Regions from separate parts of the Homo sapiens genome. Here region 1 is linked to region 2. A link is a loop called in an ENCODE intact Hi-C map of the cell type or tissue named here. Cell type or tissue: PC-9. All regions are shown on one strand. Links, peaks and the distances in the headings refer to the core of each region. The heading gives the core; the rest is flanking DNA.

Region 1 (11,131 bases), core at 1,603-9,602, 160 kb after region 2:
TTACTATGGTTCACTGATAAAGACTGTGAAATTAGTTGGGCCTTCCTAGCAGGCAGAAGGCAAGGATCAGTAATCTCATGACCTAAGACCAGGCCCTCAACCTTGGAGAATTTAGTAATTGTATTATCAGGGCTCTGTGTCCACTGTATATGCTACATTCTTCAGCAACCTCTGGGGGCAGAAAAAGATTATCAGTAATAAGTGATACGATTATGAAGCAGAGAACAATCAGCACCTCACAACATTCTCCTAAGGGAGAAAAAAAAAAAAACTTACTTTGAATCAAAGCTGACCATAATCAAATCTGCCTCCCAAGGTCAAGGAACAGGAGAAGGATATCATTCACGTTCCTGGGAAAATAAGTCTCTGTATGGGCCCCTTTCAGTCACAGAGACTGGTAGGCAGGGAGGGATGAGACCCCAAGTCGATGGGTTGTCGGAGCAAGAGCTTGTTAGTTTGCCTTTGGATATGTGAGTAGATTTCCCAGAGCAGAGATTGATGTAGAGTCTATCTCCATTTCTGAGGGTATGTGGGGGGACTCCAGAAGTAAAGGAGAAAGCAAAAGATGATAGCCAAGCTACATAGTGATGGCTGAAGATTGTCTTTTGTGTTTTGTTTTGTTTCCATTTTCCATTGACAATATCTGCTCTGCTAGGATATAAACCCCCATCTGTGTTATCAAATGTGCAGTGAAGACTGTTACACATAAAGTCCCCATGAGGGTTTTTTCTTTTTTTCATATAATTCAAAGCAAAGGGGATGAGTGTGGCATTTGGTTCAGCATGGAGCACAGAGAAGGGAACTGGCATAGGAGATGTGAGGTTATGGAATGAAGATGGAGTGAGTTTTCCCACAAGCTGAAAGCAGGAGCCAGGCCTGAACCGACAGTAATCCCTGAGAAGATACAGATATCTCAGGGAAGACAGAGAACAGAGGGTCTGTGCTGACATCTGGGTTGTATTAGTACGCGGTTGTTATTGTTATTATTCTCCACTGGGGAGCCAAAGAGAACACATACAGCACAGCTCCCAAATACATCAAAGGCATGGGGGACCCCTTATCTCTGGGGGATGGATTTGTGAGAGGTATCATTGCCAGCTCTCAATATGCCCCTAAGAATCACTAACTTTTATTCCTACTCAGGACCCAGGGTAAGAAGGGTGGGAAATGTTGCCGTTTCCCGGGGCTGACATGCGGGTAGCTAGGAACATCTCATACCAGTACCTACAAATGGCCACTCGCTCTTCAACCTTAATCTAATGGAAGGTGAACAGCAGGTACCCTGAAGGGGGCCCTTCCTTTTCCAGAAACTGAAATCTGTCAGAGGGCGCTGTGACTCCACAGAATTGAGTACTTCCGAGCCAATCTGCACTATCATGAGGAGCGCAGTCCCTGTGCCCCGCTGACCTGCTTGGCAAGGGCATGGTTCCGGCCGCATGTGAACAGCACCTGCATCATTCTTTCTTTCTGTGAGTGAAGAAATCTTAGTGCTAGGACTTTGCACCATTGCACATGTAAAATGTGCTTCTCTAAAGAGCCAGCATTAGAAAGTATTTTACAAAAAAACTTTTCTTATTAGGAATTTCCTATCTCCTCATCTAAAAAGTCTCCCACATGTGGTTTTGTGGTAGTTGCCCCAGCTCTTTGACGTTAGCAGCAAAGCCCTCAGCAGTCTGGGTTTCAATTTGTGAAATTCAAATCCGCAAATATTTACAAGGGTTGCTGGTGGCCAATGTGCCTTCTACACCATCACAAAATGAGGTAGGAATCTAAGGTTTCATGGTACATACTTAGAAGGCGCAGACAGTCAGGTATCTCATAAGCTCTTTTCAGAGACTCTAGTGGTTCTTTTTCTTTGTTCTTTTTCCCTTCTTTTTTCTTTCTTTAGTTAGCTATGTGTTTTCTTCCAGGGGGAATGAAAGCTTTTAACATTCAAATACCATGGAGGCCTGCTGATACACTCTTAACTGCTATAAGAAGCCCAAAGCAACTATGTTACATACATGGTACTCTTGGTTTTCACGAAGAACGGTATGTACAATTCCTTATCAGGCATCATCTGCTATAGACTTACACTAAGAGGCTTTGACCAACTTTTTTCGTGGATGAGAAAGCAAGTACTTTCAATTGTTCTTTTTCTATTTCTGTCTTTTTTTTTTTTTTTTTTTTTTACAATTGAAACTGTGAACTGATAGTCCCAATTGTTGAAGTCATTATTTCTGTTCATCAAATGCTTCCCATTCCTCTTTCCTGAGCACATGGTGGGGCTGCATATGGCTTTGTGGTGAGTGGGACAACATGATTAGTTCTGGCCATGGATTTAACAGTAGAAATAAGATGTATTGCTCCAAGACTGGAACACTGAATTGTTCAAGAAAAACCTTCCAGAGCCATTGTTCCCTTGGCCCTAGTGACCAGCACCTTTTTCTGTGTGTGCTCCATTAAACTGGGTCCTGCAGAGAAGGTGATACAGATGGGCAGACAGTAAGAGCAAGAAATAAATCTTTGTTGTCTTAAGCTACTAGAGTTGAGAGTTGGCTGGGCGCGGTGGCTCACGCCTGTAATCCCAGCACTTTGGGAGGCTGAGGCGGGCAAATCACGAGGTCAGGAGTTCAAGACCAGCCTGGTCAATATGGTGAAACCCTGTCTTTACTAAAAATACAAAAATTAGCCGGGCGTGGTGGCATGCGCCTGTAGTCCCAGCTACTTGGGAGGCTGAGGCGGAAGAATCGCTTGAACCCAGGAGGCAGAGGTTGCAGTGAGCCGAGATCACGCCACTGCACTCCAGCCTGGGCGACAGAGCAAGATTCTGTCTCAAAAAGAAAAAAAAAAAAAAAAGAAACCCCATCTCTACTAAAAATACGAAAATTAGCCAGCGTGGTGGTGCATGCCTGTAATCCCAGCTACTCAGGAAGCTCAAGCAGGAGAATCACTTGAGCCCAGGAGGCGGAAGTTGCAGTGAGCCAAGACTGTACCACTGCACTCCAGCCTGGGCAACAGAGCAAGATTCAGTCTAAAAAAAAAAAAAAAAAAAAAAGTTGAGAGTTGCTTGTTACCACAATGTAAACTAGTTTACCCCATTGATGTAAAACCTGTGACAGAAAGGAAAACAACCTCAGGATGAAGCCAACCCCATAGATAGCAGAATGGAAAAAGTAAACAGCGTTCTGGCCATCACTGAGCCACTGGATCAACCCTCATCTGCAGGCCACTCTAATGCTAGACTTAGTAATTATGTAAGGAATAAATTCCCTCATAATTAAATCCACTTGAATCAAGAGCACCTGAACTGATACAGTGATTATGTTCCATGTTATGTGACTCCCCCACCAACAGTGGCTGTATCTTAGTGAAATAAGAGAGGGCACTAGACCTTAGAGCAAACAATATGTAGGCTGGTCGGGGTCTATGAAGTAGCCATACACAGAAGTTCTGTCTAGTGAGGACACCAGATACAGGGAAGTAACTGACCAAAATTAATACCATTTGGCTTCAAATCCTTCAGTAAGTCTATCGGTAGCAGCAGTTGAATCAGAAGCAGAGGAGGCCAGGCATGTTGGCTCACACCTGTAATTCCAGCATTTTGGGAGGCTGAGGTGGGCAGATCACCTGAGGTCAGGAGTTCGAGACTAGCCTGGTCAACATAAAGAAACCCCGTCTCTACTAAAAATACAAAAATTAGCTGGGCGTGGTGGCACACACCTCTAGTACCACCTACTCGGAAGGCTGAGGCAGAAGAATCACTTGAACCTGGGAGGCGGAGCTTGCAGTGAGCCAAGATTGCGCCACTGCACTCAAGCCTGGGTGACAGAGTGAGACGCTGTCTCAAAAAAAAAAAAAAGAAGAAGAAGAAGCAGAGGAGAGCTGCACATTGTGAGGCAGGCAGGGAGAGAATTGGAGAGTATGTCTCTCTCCTTTTCGAATTGTAGCATGCCCCCCAAGTCATTTCAAAATTCCCCCAACATTCTAGGGGAAAATTCATGAGGAGAATATGAGAGAATATAAAATAGATGTGATAGAATATGAAATCAGTCACATAAATTGTGGGACATAGTCAAAGTTTGTGTTTTCTAATTCAAAGTTAAAAAGTCTGATTTCTTTCCCATTATCATAGCGAAACAGGCCATGTCACCCCAAAATTTGCTGATGTGGCATGTTGATTATTTTGAGCTAAAGTCACCTGAGAAACAGCAGATGCCGGAAAGGGCTATGTGATCTGCCCTCTTCTACCTGTCGTAAGCCAAAAAGATTTATTTAAGAAAGTTGCCCTCCCTGTACCAGAATAAGAAAATAACTCTTATCACCATTGACTGGGAGTTGATGCTGCAATGGAGCTGTACAAATAAACTTTCTAAACTATCCCTTATCTTCCTCTATCTTTACACCTCCCTAGTGAATTCCCACAATTTACTGCCACTGGCCCAAACCCCTTTGTCTTGTCAGCTCTTCATGAATTTATGGTTTCTCTGTCTAAAAGGTATTAGAGCTTTCTGCTTTGTCCATTTCTTCAGGTCTTCTGCTGTCTCATGAGGGTCTCCGCGTACATGTAAAAATCAATAAAACTCATATATTTTTCTCCTGTTAACCTGTCTTACAGTGATTTAATTCTTAGACCCAGGTGAAGATCCCAAGAGGTTAGGGAAGAATTTATCTTTCTCCCCAACAATAGAAATTAGAAACAAACTAACAAAGACAACAGCAGAATGATGAGTATACTCTCATACCTCTCCCCGTCATAGATGCAGCCCCTGCCCCTACCATCGCCATATTAGTAACACCATGCCTGGGCAGGAGAAGGGGGCCCTTTGATGGAAGAGCAACAAAGGAGGTCACTGACTGAGGGTCTGCACTTGCCACCAACGAGGCTGCAACACAACCAGCCAGAGATGAGCAATATCCAGTCAGTTCCAAAATACCCTTCAGTCTTTGAGAAGCCTAGGTTTTCGCCTGTTTCCATTTTTCTTTTCTTTTCCTTCTTCTTCTTCTTTTTTTTTTTTAAAATAGAAATGGGGGTCTTGGGGCTGGGCACGGGGGCTCATGCCTGTAATCCCAGCACTTTGGGAGGCCGAGGTGGGCAGATCACCTGAGATCGGGCGTTCAAGACCAGCCTGACCAACATGGAGAAACCACGTCTCTACTAAAAATACGAAATTAGCCAGGTGTGGTGGTGCATGCCTGTAATCCCAGCTACTCAGGAGGCCAAGGCAGGAGAATTTCTTGAACCCGGGAGGTTGTGGTGAGCTGAGATCATGCCATTGCGCTCCAGCCTGGGCAAAAGGAGCAACACTCTGTCTCAGAAAAGAAAAGAAAAAAAGAAAAGAAAAGAAAAGAAAAAAGAAAATGGGGATCTTACTATGTTGCCCAGGCTATTCTTAAACTCCTGGCTTCAAGCGATCCTTCCACCATGGCCTCCCAAAGGGCTGGGATTGCAGGCATGAGCCACCACACTCCGCCAGATTTTTGCCTGTTTCTGTTTTCTGAAATGCTGGTTTTGGGTGGAGATATCTAACTTCCTTATTCCATGTGTTCTTTCAATAAAACTTCTCTTAATTACAGTGACTTGAAGGTTTCTCTCCTCTTTGAAAACTGAACACTATTTTCAATAATTATCCAATTTTTCCAACCATTTCAAAAGAAATTCTATCTTCACTCTAAAGAATTTTACTCACATTTTTAACCTTAAAAAAAATGATTCTTTTCTCCCAGAGCAATACTGTTTTAACAGCCCTGAGCCTAGTCAAGATAATAGTTGTTGTATCACTTACTTCCAGCAGATGGCGCTATTGCTGGTTCACACACCCACTGTCCTAGGAAATTTAATCTCATTACTAAGTAAATACCAACAACTGCTTCACAAAGGTAACTGCTTCTCCCTCTTCCTGAGAACTCATCACAGTTTTAACAACCACCATCTCCCTAACTGACCCATTGGACATTTAACAGCTGTCTTTGACGGTTCCATAAGTGTAAGACATTGAGCATCTGATACCTAGGGATGTTCTCCAGTCACTGCAGGCAACTTAGAATCTAGCAGGAGAGGTGGCCATTTAGCAAATAATCCCACAGATACATAACCATGGCTTTGATTTGTGCTTCAGAAGGAAACACGCACACCTGCTTGCTAATGCCACACATGACCAAGCCTGAGAGGTGGGACCCAAAGGAGAAGTAGGGGGTAAATTCTGAAGGAGGAGGGAGAGGCAGCCTCCCAAGGAGAGCTCACAGCAAGGTGCTGAGGCTGGAGGATCACGGCACCTGAGTGGAACCAACAAAAAGAGGCCAGAGCTTTGACACCAATGATAAGAGTAAAAGAAAAGAGAACTGACTGATGCCATTGATAAGTTCCTGGCTTTAATGATCCCCAAGTTTATATCTGTAATGATCTTCCCTTCCAGGTTCCACATATATGTTCCTGCTTGATGTATCCTCTTAGCTGTTTCAAAGGTAACCCTCAAATATATGTGTAGCTTTGACTTCACCATCTTCTCAGGTCTGTAGGGCTGTCTCCTGAATGTCAATGAATAGTGAAACTCGTCATTTAGTTGTGAAATTCAGAAAACTGTAAGAGTCCTGGAGTTGTCCTTTACCCTGCTGATCAAATCCTGTTGATGTTATCTACCACATCAGATGGTTTTTTTGCTCGATCAGTGATCAGCAAAAGGGCTGTTCTGTGTATTGTATGATATTCACCAGCATCCCTGACCACTACCCACTAGATGCTAAGTGTGATCTCTAAACTAGCAACTAGCGCCTCCAGGTAATTTGTCAGAAATGCAAATTCTCAGGCCCCATCCACGACCTACTAAATCAATGATACCCAGATATCTGCATTTTAACAAGGTTTCCGTGCCAAGGTGCAGTGGCTATAATCCCAGCACTTTGGGAGGCCAAGGAGAGAGGCTTGCTTTAGCCCAGGAATTTGAGACCAGCCTGGGCAACAGAGTGAGACCCTGTCTCTATTAAAAACAAACAAACAAATAGCCATGGTGGTCCATGCCTGTAGTCCCAGCTACTCAGGAAGCTGAAGTGGCAGGATTGCTTGAGCCTAGGAGATGAAGGCTGATCAAGGTTGCAGTGAGCTATGATTATACCACTGCACTCTAGCCTACGCAACAGTGTGAGACCATCTCTAATAAATAAATAAGACTTCCAGGTGATACTCAAATCCACTACAGTTTGAGAACCACTGCTTCAGAAACCCACTGCCATGAACCTATTCCATCACTTCTTACCCGGGCTACTGCAATAGCCTTGTAATTATTCTTCTCCATATTCACACTTCCTTCTACAGTGAATCTCAATCCTGACACACTTTATAACCTACTGGGAGCCAACCTAAACTAATTAAATCAGGATCTCTGTGGGTGACACCAAGGCTTTGATATTGTTTAGAAGTTTCCTCTGGAAAGCCAAGGCCAGAACTACTACTCAATGCTAATCCATTCTGCCTTGCAGCCAGACTGATGTTTAAAGCTGCAAGTCTGGTCTTAAGTAGAGGTGCCACCTCTACTTAAAATTCACCTTGATATAGCCTCATTTCTTAACACCTACAGGGCAAACCAACAAGCAAGGGGCCTGTGTTTAAAGCCACGCACCCCTCCCATCTTCATCACACTGACCTTCTGTCTGTTCTCTGCAGGCTCCATGCTTTGTCCTGCCTTAGAGTCTTGCACCACTGTTTGCTCTCTTGGCCTAAACCACTCTGTCTTCCTCTTTTTGCCTAGGAATCCTCACTTATTCCGCGGATCTCAGTTTCTTCTTCCCTTCCCCAGGAAAGCCTTTCCCAACCTTCCCTCTTATACTAAGGGTAGGTAAGAGTGGGGTAGGGCCTGAGTTTGCCCAGAAAGTCCTGATTTATGCCTGTTGTTCCAGGACAATTAACACACCCTCTTACATGCTCAAAAATGTCCTGTTTGCAACAATAAATTATATAATGCCCTCACCTGTTAGATACTGTCACACACTTTCTCATATACCTCCCCTTTGTGACTCATCACAGGTGCCACTTTACATTTTTTTGGTGACTCTTGGATTCATGTCCATCTTCCTCACTGGACTGAAACAGTTTGACACACAGGAGGCACCCAACGAATATGTGTTGAATGAATGAACAACCTTTTGAGGTGAGCATTAATTAGTGTTCCCATTTTACAGAAGAGGAAACCGAGTCGAAAGAATTTTAAGTATTTGTGTGATTTGCCAAAATCACACAGTTAGGAAATGGTATGGCTGGAATTTGAACCTAGCTCTGGTGTTTTTCAAGATCATAACCATGAAGCTTGGAGAGAGCTCTTTCACTGCCTGATTCAGTGACTAAGATTCTACAATAGCCCAGGATTGAGCTTTGCTCAGTCCTTTTTAGAACTGAACTCAGCTTGAAAGCTACACAATTATTTCCTTTCCATTGAAATTGCAATCTGCTTCAAGGAAATGAAGCTTATGGCTGTCAGAGTATAAAGGGCAAGTGTGTGGGAGAAGCCAGAGATCAAACGGTCAAATACACTTGTTATAGAATTTTTCATGAGCTGAAAATGCTATCATTTGAATCCAAGCTTCTCCCCATTGGATTTTTAAAAACTGAGAACAAAGGGTGAGGGAAAAGGCAGCTGTCAGTGAATAATCAGGAGGCAGATGGAATGGTGCAGGCCTGGGGACAAGGAGGAGAGGCAGCCAAGGGCTGGGACAGAGATCACAAGATAAGTCAGCATAGCAGAAGCTAAGAAGCTGCTTCTCCCTCAGCCCAAACACAGGGGCAACATTGGATACCCTGCAGTTCATCAGTGGGTCCCTCAACTTGCACCAGCTTCCCTTCCTCTTTCAATATAGTAATAGTAAGTTGTAATGCCCTGAGGTCACTTTGTCTCTGATTCTCAGTTTCCTCATCTGCAAAATGAAGAAGTTCCATCTAAACGACCTTTAAAGTTGTTTTTGGCTGTAAAATTTTATGGTTTTATAACCCACAGCCAATGCTGTTAGAATTGACTCAAGAAAGACAAGAACACACCTGGGTATTAGTAGTCATTCTCTTCTCAAAATCAGAAAAAGGATGGCCCATTTATGCTATTCCTCAACCCATAACCTTACAAACTGCACCTGATTGTTAAAAACGTGCCTCAGGTCAAGTCCGACATGCTTTGAAGTCTAAATTGAACCTTGAAGCTCAGAGCCAAATGAACCCCAACCAGAGTGAATGCCACAGTGTACTAAATCTCAAACTGAGATGAAACTTAAGCTATCATTACAAAAATATACATTTAATAGAAAAAATTGGTGGTGATATTTTTAATTTTTCAATAATTTCATTTGTTGGCAAGATGAATTATGTATAATTTTAGACAATTAAATCGGAACAAACCCAGATTGTATTAATAGTTCACATTTGTGAAACACAATGTATTTAATAGACATTTTCTAATTGGATCAAAACGTTTCATGAGGCTTTGTTTGTTTGTTTCCCCACACTGAGCCTCTAGCAAGTTTATAAGGTTGATGTCAACAGTAGAAGTAAGTAGCTAGGAGGTAAGACCAGCTAGGAGAATTTATTCAAATGCAGCTCTGATGTTTCTGTGCCTTGATGCATGCCGTTTACTTGTCCAGAAAGCTCATTCCCCAAACTCCACCTAAAGAAGTCTTGTTTTTCTGGCCTGGCATGGTGGCTCACACCTGTAATCCCAGCACTTTGGGAAGCCAAGGCAGGCGGATCACCTGAGGTTGGGAGTTCAAGACCAGCCTGACCAACATGGAGAAACCCTGTCTCTACTAAAAGTACAAAATTAACTGGGTGGCGCATGCCTGTAATCCCAGCTACTCGGGAGGCTGAGGCAGGAGAATCACTTGAACCCAGGAGGCAGAGGTCGTGGTGAGCCGAGATCACGCCATTGCACTCCAGCCTGGGCAACAAGAGCAAAACCCTGTCTCAAAAAAAAAAAAAAAAATCTTGTTTTTCTATCCTGTCACTTACCTGGGAAGCAGTTTTCTGGGGCCTCCACATTCTTTGACCTTCCTGCTATTGAAACATAGGGTCTATTTTTCTTCCCCTTAAAATTGGCCTCTACAACTCCTTGATGAATAGAATATGGTAGAAAGAATGCTGTGCCAATTTGCAGACAGACTTTAAGAAACTGGCAGCATTTACTTTCTGCCTTGGAACCCAGCCACCATACTGTAAGGGAGCCAAACAGCCACATGTAGAGGCTGGGAGTAGGTGGTCAAGCTGACAGCCACAGCTGAGGTCTCTGTCTACAGCCAGCATCCACTGCCTGACATGAGAGCACAGGAGTGAGCAAGCATTCAGATGATTATAGCCCCCAGCCTTTGAGTTACTCCCAGGTTTTGAGCTGTCCTAACTGATGCCCCATGGTATAGAGAGGAGCTGTTCTACACAGCCCTATCCAAATTGCAACTTCATGAGCAAATTAAATGATTTTTTTGTTAGCTTCATCCCTGAAGTTTGGGGCAGTTTGTTATACAGCAGTAAGTAAGCAAAGTGACAGGAGTGAAGCCGTCTTTAAATTCTCACACCATCCTACAACCACCATTACCATCAGCATGATAGTCATTAGGGTAGTTCATGATTATTCTCACTCTCTCCTCTTTCTGGGTACAAGACAAAAATGCACTCTCTCTGGGCACAATGGCTCACACCTGTAATCCCAGCACTTTGGAAGGCTGAGGAGGATGGGTCACTTGAGGCCAGGAGTTTGAGACCAGCCTGGCCAACATGGTGACACCCCATTTCTACTAAAAATATGAAAAACCTTAGCCAGGCATGGGGGTGCATGCCTGTAATTCCGGCTATTTGTGAGGCTGAGGCAGGAGAATCACTTAAACCTGGGAAGCAAAGGTTGCAGTGAGCCGAGATGGCGCCACTGCACTCCAGCCTGGGCAAGACAGTGAGGCTCTGTCTCAAAAAAAAAAAAAAAATTAAAAATTAAAAATGTATTCTCCACCTACTCCCTCTGAATTCAGGCATGGTCATATGATGGATTGTGGCCAATAAAATGCAATTGGAAAGAATATATGTCAATTCTGGGCAGAAGCTTTTTAAAATTCAGGGTACAATCCAACAAATTTCCTTCCCCCTCTCATAGTGGTGGTAGAAGCCCACATAAAAATGCATCTTCCATCAATA
Region 2 (11,131 bases), core at 2,113-10,112:
TCCTTCCTTGTACTCTTTCCTTATTGTCCAATTCTAGGACATCTCTGCCCATTCTATGGGAGTTCTTAAAGGGACAGCCCACGGCTGTCTGTGGCGTCTGATCTCTACCATCTATGCACGATACTCAAGACAATCTGTGCTCAGGCAGCCTCTTCCCTTCTGCCGTGGAGGACACCACGTCCTGACCAAGACAGCATCTCATTTGAATCTATAATGTCTTATTACCAGTGACTACTTGGCTTTATTCTTTTGGATTTTTACTGTGAAACCAAATCTCCTATATTTTAAATTAAGCTTTGTACATTTTTTTCTTGTTGTTATCTTCAGTTTAATAATTAAAGGTCCTTCCCTCTCTCTTATTGATGTACTTGTGAAATTATTTTGACCCTAGTATAGAGAATGTGCTCAATTATTAGCTTATTGTAGGATGGGCTGAATTCCTTTTTCTTACAAAAATGTAAAAGCAAAGTGTCCCTTAATATGAATCAACCTATCTTTCCTGCTGAATTTAGAATATAATCATTGCCAAAACAAAAGACAAATCTTTCAAACTTCAAAAGTCATGAAAACTTGTATATCATATAAAATTCCTTAAAGCAGTATTATTTTCTTTTAAATAATAATGTTATTCAATGAACAATTTGATAATGACTATATAATCCTATTGCTTCCTTTCCTTGAATCTTTCAAGAACTCCTCATTAAGGTCAGAATACTTTTATTTACTTATGTATTTACTTCTTTGTTATAATAAAAGTCCTTTTACTAGCTTGCCACTATCCACATACATTACCGTGTGTAATACCACCAGCCCTGCATCCCAATTCGGTTTCCTAATAGCTGTTTGCCTTTGGTCAAGTTATGGTTCTTGTAATAAGGAATATTTAGAAATTGAGCATTCCTAATAAAAAAAAATCTAAACTCTTAAATGCTCCAAGATATGAAATGTTTCGAGCACCGATATGATGCCACAAGTGAAAAATTCCACACCTCACCTCACGTGACAGGTCACAGTCAAAACACCATCAAATCTTTGTTTCATGAACAAGGCTACTTAAAATATTGGATAAAATCACTTTCAGGCTATATGTACAGGTGTATATGAAACTAAATGAATGTTGTGTTTAGACTTCAATGTCATCTTCAAGATATCTCATTATGTATACGGAAATATGCCAAAATCTGAAAAAATTTGAAATATGAAACACTTCTGGTCTCAAGCATTTTGGATAAGGAATACTCAGCCTGTACTGTGTGCTACATACTCTGAGCTATCTGCTATTTCATGCATTATCTCACTTGATGCTTTTTGAGGTAGATACTATTATTTTCTCCATTTCACATATAAGAACACTCGAGCTTAGTCTCAGATATAAATACCCACCATGAAGTGGGTTGTGAAGTGAGGGACCTTACTTACCAATCACAGTTCACTGCATGATGCAGACATTGGAGAAATACAGCTATTAAAATCACTACTAACCCCAGCAATGATGCATACCAAATTAATGACTGATACCAGCATGCAGCAAGCCTGTAAGTGAATAAAATCAGTGTAATGGCTTTCTTATATTTTCTTGACCTTTAAAATTTCTCTCATTGCCTTAGTATTGTTTTCAGGCAGGCCTTGAAATAACTATCATAGAACACTCTGGTTTCTGTATCCCCTGCTGACCGACAAATCATATTTCACCAAACTGGATGTGAGAGAGCTGTCAAGGGCAGTGATACAATCTTGGGAAGCACACTCATCATCCAAACCCTTTCCCTCTACTTTCCCCTGAATTTGCCTCTCAGACCCTCTTGTCCACTCATTAGTAACTCTCTTACAGCAACTTTTCTGTTTGTCTTCCTCAACTGAGTCACTAACTTTCAAATCTCAAATGGACATTTTTGCCCAAAATTTTCCATTTCAGTGCATTGGGAAATTCAGAAGTATTTAAACTTCAGAAATCTATATATAAAAATCAAAAGACCTTTTGTTCATATTTTTAGTCCTTCCTTTCTCTGCTATGCCTTAAAAAACAGAAAAAGTCAGTGATCTTCGTCCTTGTTCTTATTAAGCAGACTGGAAGTTTGTCATTTTGCTAATCAGAGGAAGAGAATGAGAAATTAAAACAGTGGTAAAGGGACATAGTAATGCATTATTTGAAATTTGAAAGTGAGAGAGATAAATAAAGGGAGGGATAAAGGGAGGGGAGGAGGAAGAGGTGGAAGAAGTTAGAAGTGGTAGAAAAGAGAAATAAAATCTAGAAGTGATAGAAAAGAGAGGTAAAATCCAACTCAGAGGCCATCTCTTCTGTAAAACCCAGACCCGCCTAAGAAGAAATAAGAACCACTTGCTCAGTTCCCCAGGATCTTTTTTCCTTTTTTTAAATTTTGCTAACTTTGTGCACAGCATCTTGTATACTGGTTGCTTACGTGTCTTCCTTCTAATATCACGAGTACCCTGAAGTCAAGAATCATGTCACATTCATCTTTGTAAAACCTATGCAAGTTTATAATTCAGTTTAAAAAATGCTGAATTGAAATGGAAAGTCCAACTGACAGGGGTGATTGAAGATTACAAATGCCACATATTTGTTGCTATCATTGTGCCTCATGCTAACTCAATAGCTTGCTTTGTTCATTCGGAGATGGGAAACTTTTCTTAAGGTTTGCATGTTCTGGTACTCCTCACATAAACTGGTCCTGTGGTTCTTACTTCAAGGCTCTATGAATCATCCCCCTCACTCAGGATTTTCAGTCAATGAGATTCATTTAGCCTGTAGTGGATGAGGACTAGATTACGGGCTGAAAAGATGTAGCAGACCTGATCTCTTCTTTGGGAAACTCACAATTTAAGGAGGTTAAAAGTAGAAATCAAAATGTTTGTGAGATATACATATTAACACTATAAACAGGCAGTCTGCTTTTCCCTCCTTCATTCTGCAATCTGTATAAAATTTTATTCTCATTGTCTAGCCTCCAAAAATTACTTGAATTATCAATTCCTCAATTTCAACCTGGCTACTTTCCCACGCATATGCTTCCAGACATTTCTAGTCTAGTCACTACTTAAAAAAAGAATATGTGGAATTACATTGTTGTCGAAGACTTGAATCATATAGTCCAAAATGGTTTTTCAATGGACAGAAATAACTCCTTTCCATAGTAATAATCTCTACCTAAGGGAGCTCAAGGAGTAATGCTCATTTGAATACTACAATGGAATAATACTAATTTTAGTATTATTTAAAAGTTAGAATTTAGTATTTCTTAGTTTTCAATATTTAGCTTTATTTAGTACTAACTATTGAGTAATACTAAATAGGAGGCTTGTTTAGGAAGTAAAGAGGTTAATAGGAAGTGTAAAAGTTTTAATTCCCTAGGAATCCAACAAGATTTTCCAAAAAGCACATTTGCAAACTCTTCCTTTATTCTTTTCCAAAGTCAGTGATAAGAATATTTGCTTCAAGTCTTTGAACTCTGAGCTCACCTTTATCCAGTAGTCTATATTCCCATATAATCATATTACCATTGTCCTAAATCATAGTCACATTTATATAAAGGGACATGTTTCTTTCTTTCTTTCTTTCTTTCTCTTTCTTTCTTTCTTTCTCTCTCTCTCTCTCTCTCTCTCTCCCTCCCTCCCTCCCTCCCTCTCTCTCTCTCTCTTTCTTTCTTTCTTTCCTTTCTTTCTTAAAGGGAGCAGGGACGTCTTTCTTAAGACATTCAGCCTGACCCAGGAGAGGAGGCCGTGGGTTTCAGAATAAAATAAACTAAATAAAAATCCATCCTCCCACCAATACACTTGTGTGGAGACACTTACATTGAAGTCGTACAACACACCAAAGTTTGCTGCCGATGCCTCTTCGGCTCTGGGAACGGTTTTCCTAGGTAAACTGCCATATGGCAAACCCCAGAGGTACTGTATGAAGAAGCAAAGAAAGCAGTGAACAATTAGAAACAAAGTCTGAGCCACACATGTGATCACAAATGGTTTTGTTTAAAAGCCCTTCTGAAACATTTTTATGGGGACTCTTTGGGTCTCCATGTGGGGTCCCATTTTCTGGGAATCGACTACTAAATCCAGAGGTAAGAACAAAGGGAGTGCAAAGGACCCTGCATTCCAAGTTCAGGGGACCACCAGCAGTCAGGTCAACCACATTCCCCAGAGGGCTTTCTGAGGACCCCATTGCCACCACCACCACCAAACTGTTCTGACTTGGAAGTCTGGAAAGGAGAGAGGTAGCCTTTTGAGTCACATAGGACTCAACAAAACAATCTTACCCACACTTTCATAAGAGAATACCCCTTAGGAGTGAGGGTGGAGGGAGATTCTGTCCTTCATGTCAAGAGAGAGAACTCAAGGAAATCCAATCATGTAATTTGTGGGTGTCTGCAACGTGAGAACACTTGCACCCTGATTATGGTGTCTGCTTCATCACTAATTCAGGACTGCTGCCTCAAATTCATGCTACCAGATTGGAAGAGAAAAACGGTAGGGAGAATAGTACTGGGAAGAGTGGGCCAGTGAGAGGGCAAGAATAGGGTCATAGGAAGGTGCCTTGGTGAGAACTGGAAAGAGCACCTTTCTAGCCCCCATAGCTTACCAAGCAGATGTTGCTTCTTCTGTGAGATGGAAACTTCCCTCCTAAAGCTGGGAACAGAAGATGAATATGGCTTGAAGCCTGGGTGCAGAGCTTGACTGAACAAGGGCTGGACATCAATCTCTGCTCACTCCCTGTGCACAAGCTGCACAACCTCCCAAAGTAGGCCTTTGGCCCATCTGGCTTCCTGGTCCGAACAGAATAGAAGGTGGGTTCCAGACACACTGTCTCGCCCCAAAGTTCGGGGGCACAGAGGACAAAGGAGATCAAGGTCTCAGGCTTGCCCAGGGACACAGGACCTTGGGGCAAAAGGGCATTTGCCTTGGAGGAATACTGAGTGAGCCCGTCGGGTAGAGGCAGCTGAAAAATACAGCGTTGCTGCCAGGAGATGACTGCCCTGGCCTCTGGTGGTTCTGCAAAGTCAGCATGCAGGGTGTCCATTCTCTTGTTCTTTTGCTGGAGTTGGTAATCATTGCCCAGAAAACAGGATGCCCCTCAGCACCTAATACAACCTATAAAAGGGTATCCAAAGACAGAATGCTTCCTAGCTCTTGGAATACATCCAACCTAACACGTAGGCACTCCATCCACTACATAGCAGACATTCTGTAATTTCGTATTATTCAAATAAATCAGCAACAGCCTTTCATTTTCTCCACATGGAGGCAGCATGGTGTGGGGGAAAGAATAAATGCTGCTGATAAAACTCCATTTATACCTGCATCTGACACTAAGTAACGTCATAGTAGCCAGTGATGGAATGGAGGAGTTTCAGATTTCCTTAGAAAGGTAAGCAAAAAAAAAAAAAAAAAAAAAAGCTGGGGTTAATTTGAAATAGATAAAATACACACATTCAGCTTCATTACCTGAAAGTGTGCACTTGGGAAATAAACTACACAGGACCTCTGATCTTTGGTCACTGTCTTCTACGAGCCAGACAACTTTAGAAGCTCTGGAATTATCTCAAGGATTATAAAACTAGTGGATTAAAGTGCAAAATCTTAGAGAAAGGGATTGAATCATGGGTTCTAGTCCTAGATCAGCTTAATAAAAAAATATATTCCAAGATGTTAGCTAAGTCACATCAGCATTATGTGACTCCATTTACATGTTTTAAATGGGTGAAGAAAATGTCTTCTACAGTCTACATCATAAATTTGTTGTGACGCACAGTAAGTAAAAGAAGTGAAAGTGCTTTGTACTATTAAAAGCTCAAATCTCTTTATGAATGTAAAGCATTATTATTATTATTATGTTAATAGGAGTCTTAGTATAGAAACTGGCACTGATTTGAAGCTATCGGGATAAAAAGTCACCCAAAACCACCAAATTTTGGCCACTGTCAATGCTGTATGGACCAAATTTGCTTTGAAATACTGGTCCTAAAAGGTCCTTTGTAGGTTAACTAAAACCTAATCCAACTTCTGTAAGGTAAGCATTCAAAGGTGTCAGAATCATTTAACTTCATATGAGTGAAGGCTCTGACCTCAGTCTAGCTTTTTGGCCTCAGCTGACCCTTTCCCCACATTAGCTCAGGGCTTTGTCTTCTTTGATTTGGACCCTCTATGTGTTTTAGTTTCTGACTTTGGACCTCATCATCCCATCCCACTCTCATCCCATCCCACTATTTGTGTGTGTGTGTGTGTGTGTGTGTGTTGTGGGCATTATCTTACTTTGTATCTTAGGGGGAAAATGTTCATTTTGTGTTTCTTCAGTATAGAAAATCTGGAGGCTTTGAGTTGCATTAAGGAAGCATTTCTTTCAAAGCTAACTTGGCAAAATAAAGAAATACAACTCACAAGGTGTCAAAGTCTTCCTCTTGAACAATAGTTTTTAACATTTAGGAACAGGGACCCCCTTGGGAAACTGAAAGAAGCCATGAAACTTTCCACATAAAAATACACATTTAAACATACATGTGAAATTATACATAAGTTATATAATTTCAAGAGGCTTACACCCCCTTTAGTGCAAGGATTGGGAGCTTTGGCCCATGGGCACCATTTTGAAGGTTAATCTCATTACAAATCCTATGACTCTAAGACGTGAAAATAGCCAGTTAATTATTCTACTTTAAAGAAGAGATAAATACTTTTCTAGGAGAAACATTTTTCAGCATGTTTTGTAAACTGGAAGTCAGATCTCACCTCTGGCAACATGATGAGGCTAAATGTCAGGATAAAGAGAACCATATTGACTCCATACATCCATCTCAAGAAGAGGAAGTATGAGGCCACTGAGGAGCCAAACTGACCTATTACAAAGAAAATAAAAAGTTTGAAGAGAGATCAAAGCAAACAAACAAACAAAAAGAGCTTTGTCTTGGTTGCCTTCAAAATGAATCCATTAATTGTGAGGCATTGGTCCTTTTTATATTTATAGGCTATAGCATTCTTTTCTCTCTATTCAGGAAGAGAAAATGTTAATCATGATGGAAGCATTCCCTGTCATGTGGAATGTAGAAGGTACGTAGAATGCAGTTATGCAGACTGCATGTGACCTACCCCATCATAGTCCATCCAAGGGAAAGCTGCCTTTTGCTGAGCAGCCATGATTGCCACCTGCAGAGTGCATTTTATTTCTTGAGTTAATACTGATAACTGAGCAAATATATGTAAAGGTAACTACAGTGCCTAGCTAGTAATTAGCTATCACTATAATTATAATTACTGCTATTTTCTCTTCCTTTTCTCAGGCAAACAATGTTCTTCTCAAAAAGAGTTTACCACATCCTTTACGGATAGTTATCTTACAAGCAGTTCTGTGCTGTTTCCCCCATTACTGGAATTTTACAGGGATGGTATAAAAGCTGAAATTCATTCATTCACTCCACACATCTTATGCCAGAAATTATCTTAGATGTGAAGCACAATGTCATAGATACGGGTGCTGCTATAATAGAACTTACATTTTAGTGAGGTATGGATACAACAAATATGTAAGATACATAGAAAGATACAGAGATAGAGATACAGACATAGACATTAGCTATAGATGTAGATGACAGGAGATAGAGATAGAGATAATAGCAGGTCCTACAGGAGGGAAGGGAAAGTATTGAAAGGGGTAGCTTTAGAAAGTTTTGTCAAGGAAAGAACATCAGAGATGTCATCTAAGCAGAGATCTGAAGTTTGAAGAAAAGACAGCAACATGCTGAGCTGGGGAAGAGCAGCTCAAGCAGAGGAAAAAGCCAGAACAAAGATCCTAAGGGGCAAGGGCTTGGGACTACTGAGGAATAAAACTCAGGCCTGTGCAGTTGGAGTACATGAATGAGGGAAAGTGGTGACAGATAAGGATGGAGAGGCCAAACCACAGTGTGTGGGGCCTCTCAACCCATGGTAAAGAGTGAGAATTTTATTTAAAATGTAAGGAGAAGTCATTGACAGGTGTTAAGCATTAGGGCCAGAGGAAGGGGTGATGAGCATGACTTTTAAAAAACCACTTCAGCTTTGGGGAATGAATAGGCAATAGGCAAGAATGTTCAGTCAACTCACCCCTGCCCCCAGAAGTGAAAAGTAAAGTGATTGGTTAATTCTCATTGGGAGAGAGAGAAAAAAAAAGCACCCTCTTAAAGCAGAGAGTGGAAGAAGAAAAATGAAGAGGTTAAGTCTTAGGTTCAGATTTCATAGATTTACAAAAGCAAAAGTTTCTTTGACGGTCATTTAAGATTCAGCACCAAGTTGCTAGCTTTCCCAATCTTCCAAATTATCATTGTCAGTTGCCCAAGAAAAAACAACAAACACCTTCAGTCCCTGGCTGCATCAGCCCATGTGTTCTGTCCCATTCAGCTAACATTCAGCTAAACATCTCTATTGACCAATGATTTTCTGGAGCCTTCTGGCTTTGAAACATTATCAGTGGGGAAGCATTATCAATGGAAAAGGAAGGTTCATGGGTAGCAAATTCCAGCCTCTACTTACTTAGATGAGGCCGGCCTCACAGGACAGTAACACCTCTATTTCTGGACCTTTGTCTATTCTTTTTTTGTTTTGTTTTGAGATGGAGTTTTGCCCTTGTCACCCAGGTTGGAGTGCAGTGGCGCAATCTTGGCTCACTGTAACCTCTGCTTTACAGTTTCAAGCAATTCTCCTGCCTCAGCCTCCTGAGTAGCTGGGATTACAGGCACCCACCACCACACCTGGCTAATTTTTGTAATTTTAGTGGAAACAGGGTTTCACCATGTTGGCCAGGCTAGTCTTCAACTCCTGACCTCGTGATCCACCCGCCTCAGCCTCCCAAAGTGCTGGGATTACAGGAGTGAGCCACTGCACCTGGCCCCTTTGTCTATTCTTTACCTACCATCTTTCTTATTCCTGTAAAACAGTGGCAGGTTTTTTTTTAGAAACTTAAGAAGTCAATCTTTAAATGGATATTTTGGAAAAAATCAATGATTTTGAAGTCAATATTTTTCTTTATGCTCACAAGAGAATTTGGATTGATTTCACATTGCCGAGGGGTGCAGAGTTCTATAAGGTTTCTAAGGGTGTGTGGTTTTGATACACAACCCCACCCCACCCTACCTCAGCCCAGCCCAGCACTGTCACCAGGTGCACTGGTCTGCTTCTCCTAGGACATCTGATCACCCACTTGGCTCCCAGTGACTTCATACCATTTCATGGCCGTTATCTACATTCTCTGGTAACGACTACCTGAGGGCTGCTCAGCCAGGTTCACTCATCATGTTTTATTGAAGGCAGTGGACTTACAGTTTGTTACTCATTACAGTTACTCATTTACTGGAGGAAAGCCTTGGTCACTAGGTATCAATGTAAGTTTTTCCCTGGAATCGCATGTAAGATCTTCCAGTATGAAATCCCGCATATAGGATACTAACCCACCATTCCTTTCTTCCTTCCTCACTTTTTATGCTTTTGTTTTTCTAATTATTGCCACGGCCCATCCTCTCAGCACCTACACACAATCCCTGACAAATGAATTTCTTGCGTGTAGGGTACAAATATACTTAAATGCAAAAGACAGAAGTGAATTAAGATGTTTCAGAAAGTATCCCCTCCTCCAACATGCTTAAGCATCATAATGAAATATACTTTAGAGTCCAAAACTTCCAAACTCCAGTTCTCAGATTTGAGAGTGGCTTCACAACTATTTTATTTGGAGGTTGAGTCTTTACAGAATCTTAAGTGTAAAGAAAATGAATTGCAGGCCAATAGATTTCATTAAAACTAGAACGATTATAGGAAAGACCCAGACACAGGTGGAAGAGACTAAGAAATCCAGAAGACAAAGTTTCTTCCACACTAGACCTATCAATAGCAGAGGAGAAAACACAGTAACAAAACAAATGAAGATCTTAAAGTAGAGAAAATGAAACAACAAGTTGTCATAAAACTCCAGTTTTTCCTGTCTCAACACAAAAACAAAAAAGAAGAAATCTTCCCTCTTTATCCCTTTTATCTAGTGGTTCTATCCTACCGGATGTTGTTAACTAAAACTGATGTTCACTAAAAAGAAATGCCTGATTAGTGTGACTAAAAGAGCATAAATGAAAAGAATAGCAATTTTAACATACTTAATCTCTCAGTGTAAGGAAGCAAAATGAGTAATAATAATAATAATAGCTAGTATATCTTGATGGTCAGTTATGTGTTCCAAGAACTTTATCAGCATCAACTCATTATGCTGCCACTAGAACTTAATGAGGTTAAGTATTATTAGTCCCACTATGAATCAGGAAACAAAAACTTTAACACAGTTGTTGACTGAATCAAAAGTTGATTAATAATAGGTAACATTTAGTGAATCACTGTTTCAAACACCAATTTGATCTATATGTATTAACTTATTTAATGATCATCAAATCCCTACGAAATGGGAACTATTGTTTTCCCATTTTACAGAGACTTAGATCTATAGGCTACATAGCTAGTAAACAAGGAAGCCAGGCTTCTAAACCAGGCAGTCTTGAGCTACAGGTGTTTGACTCCAAATCTAGATCTCTCTTAACCACACTGCTATATGGCCCTTTAAGTAAAACATAGTTCAATTAATTTTCTTAAGACTATGATATATACAATAAACATGCAATGAATATGTGTTTCTGAAACAATAGGTATAGATAATATCCATCAATCAGCTAAAGCCAGTCAGATTCACAAATTTGATGCCCATAATGACCAATTCTTATTTCTTTAATCAGACTGATAAATGCTGCTTCCATAGTAAATTATTAATGTATAAAAACAGAGTCTCAGCCAGGCACGGTGGCTCACTCCTGTAATCCCAGCACTTTGGGAGGCTGAGCCAGGTGGATCACGAGGTCAGGAGTTCAAGACCTGCCTGGTCAACATGTTGAAACCCCGTCTCTACTAAAAATACAAAAATTAGCTGGGCATAGTGGCAGGAGCCTGTAATCCCACCTACTCAGGAGGCTGAGTCAGGAGAATCACTTGAACCCAGGAGGCAGAGGTTTGCAGTGAGCCGAGATTGCGCCACTGCACTCCAGCCTGGGCAACAGAGCAAGACTCTGTCTCAAAAAACAAACAAACAAACAAACAACAACAACAACCAAAAAACAGAGTC

What was found. Peaks named below come from ENCODE experiments on the same cell type or tissue, not always from the same donor. Only the 100,000 strongest peaks of a DNase experiment are listed, where the experiment ranks them.
Region 1: a loop joins it to region 2, with 3 times the contacts of the local background. A loop is called at or near these places in 7 of 110 quality-filtered maps.

Annotation. Positions count from the first base shown.
Region 1 is chr9:72,587,580-72,598,710 of GRCh38, reverse strand. All of the region lies in intron 2 of TMC1 (transmembrane channel like 1), which reads right to left. Among named protein-coding and RNA genes, the nearest start is that of TMC1, 72 kb to the right of the region's middle. RefSeq lists an enhancer at 5,990-6,049. In PC-9, for the core only: CTCF peaks have their summits at 5,594 and 5,794 (motif pointing right); DNase peaks (open chromatin) are centred at 5,780 and 7,990; H3K27ac peaks cover 1,918 bases.
Region 2 is chr9:72,747,564-72,758,694 of GRCh38, reverse strand. It overlaps TMC1 (transmembrane channel like 1), which reads right to left. Exons shown (of 24, transcript NM_138691.3): 11 at 6,739-6,845; 12 at 3,811-3,909. Among named protein-coding and RNA genes, the nearest start is that of LINC01474, 120 kb to the left of the region's middle. In PC-9, for the core only: a CTCF peak has its summit at 5,244; no DNase peak of the experiment used is centred there.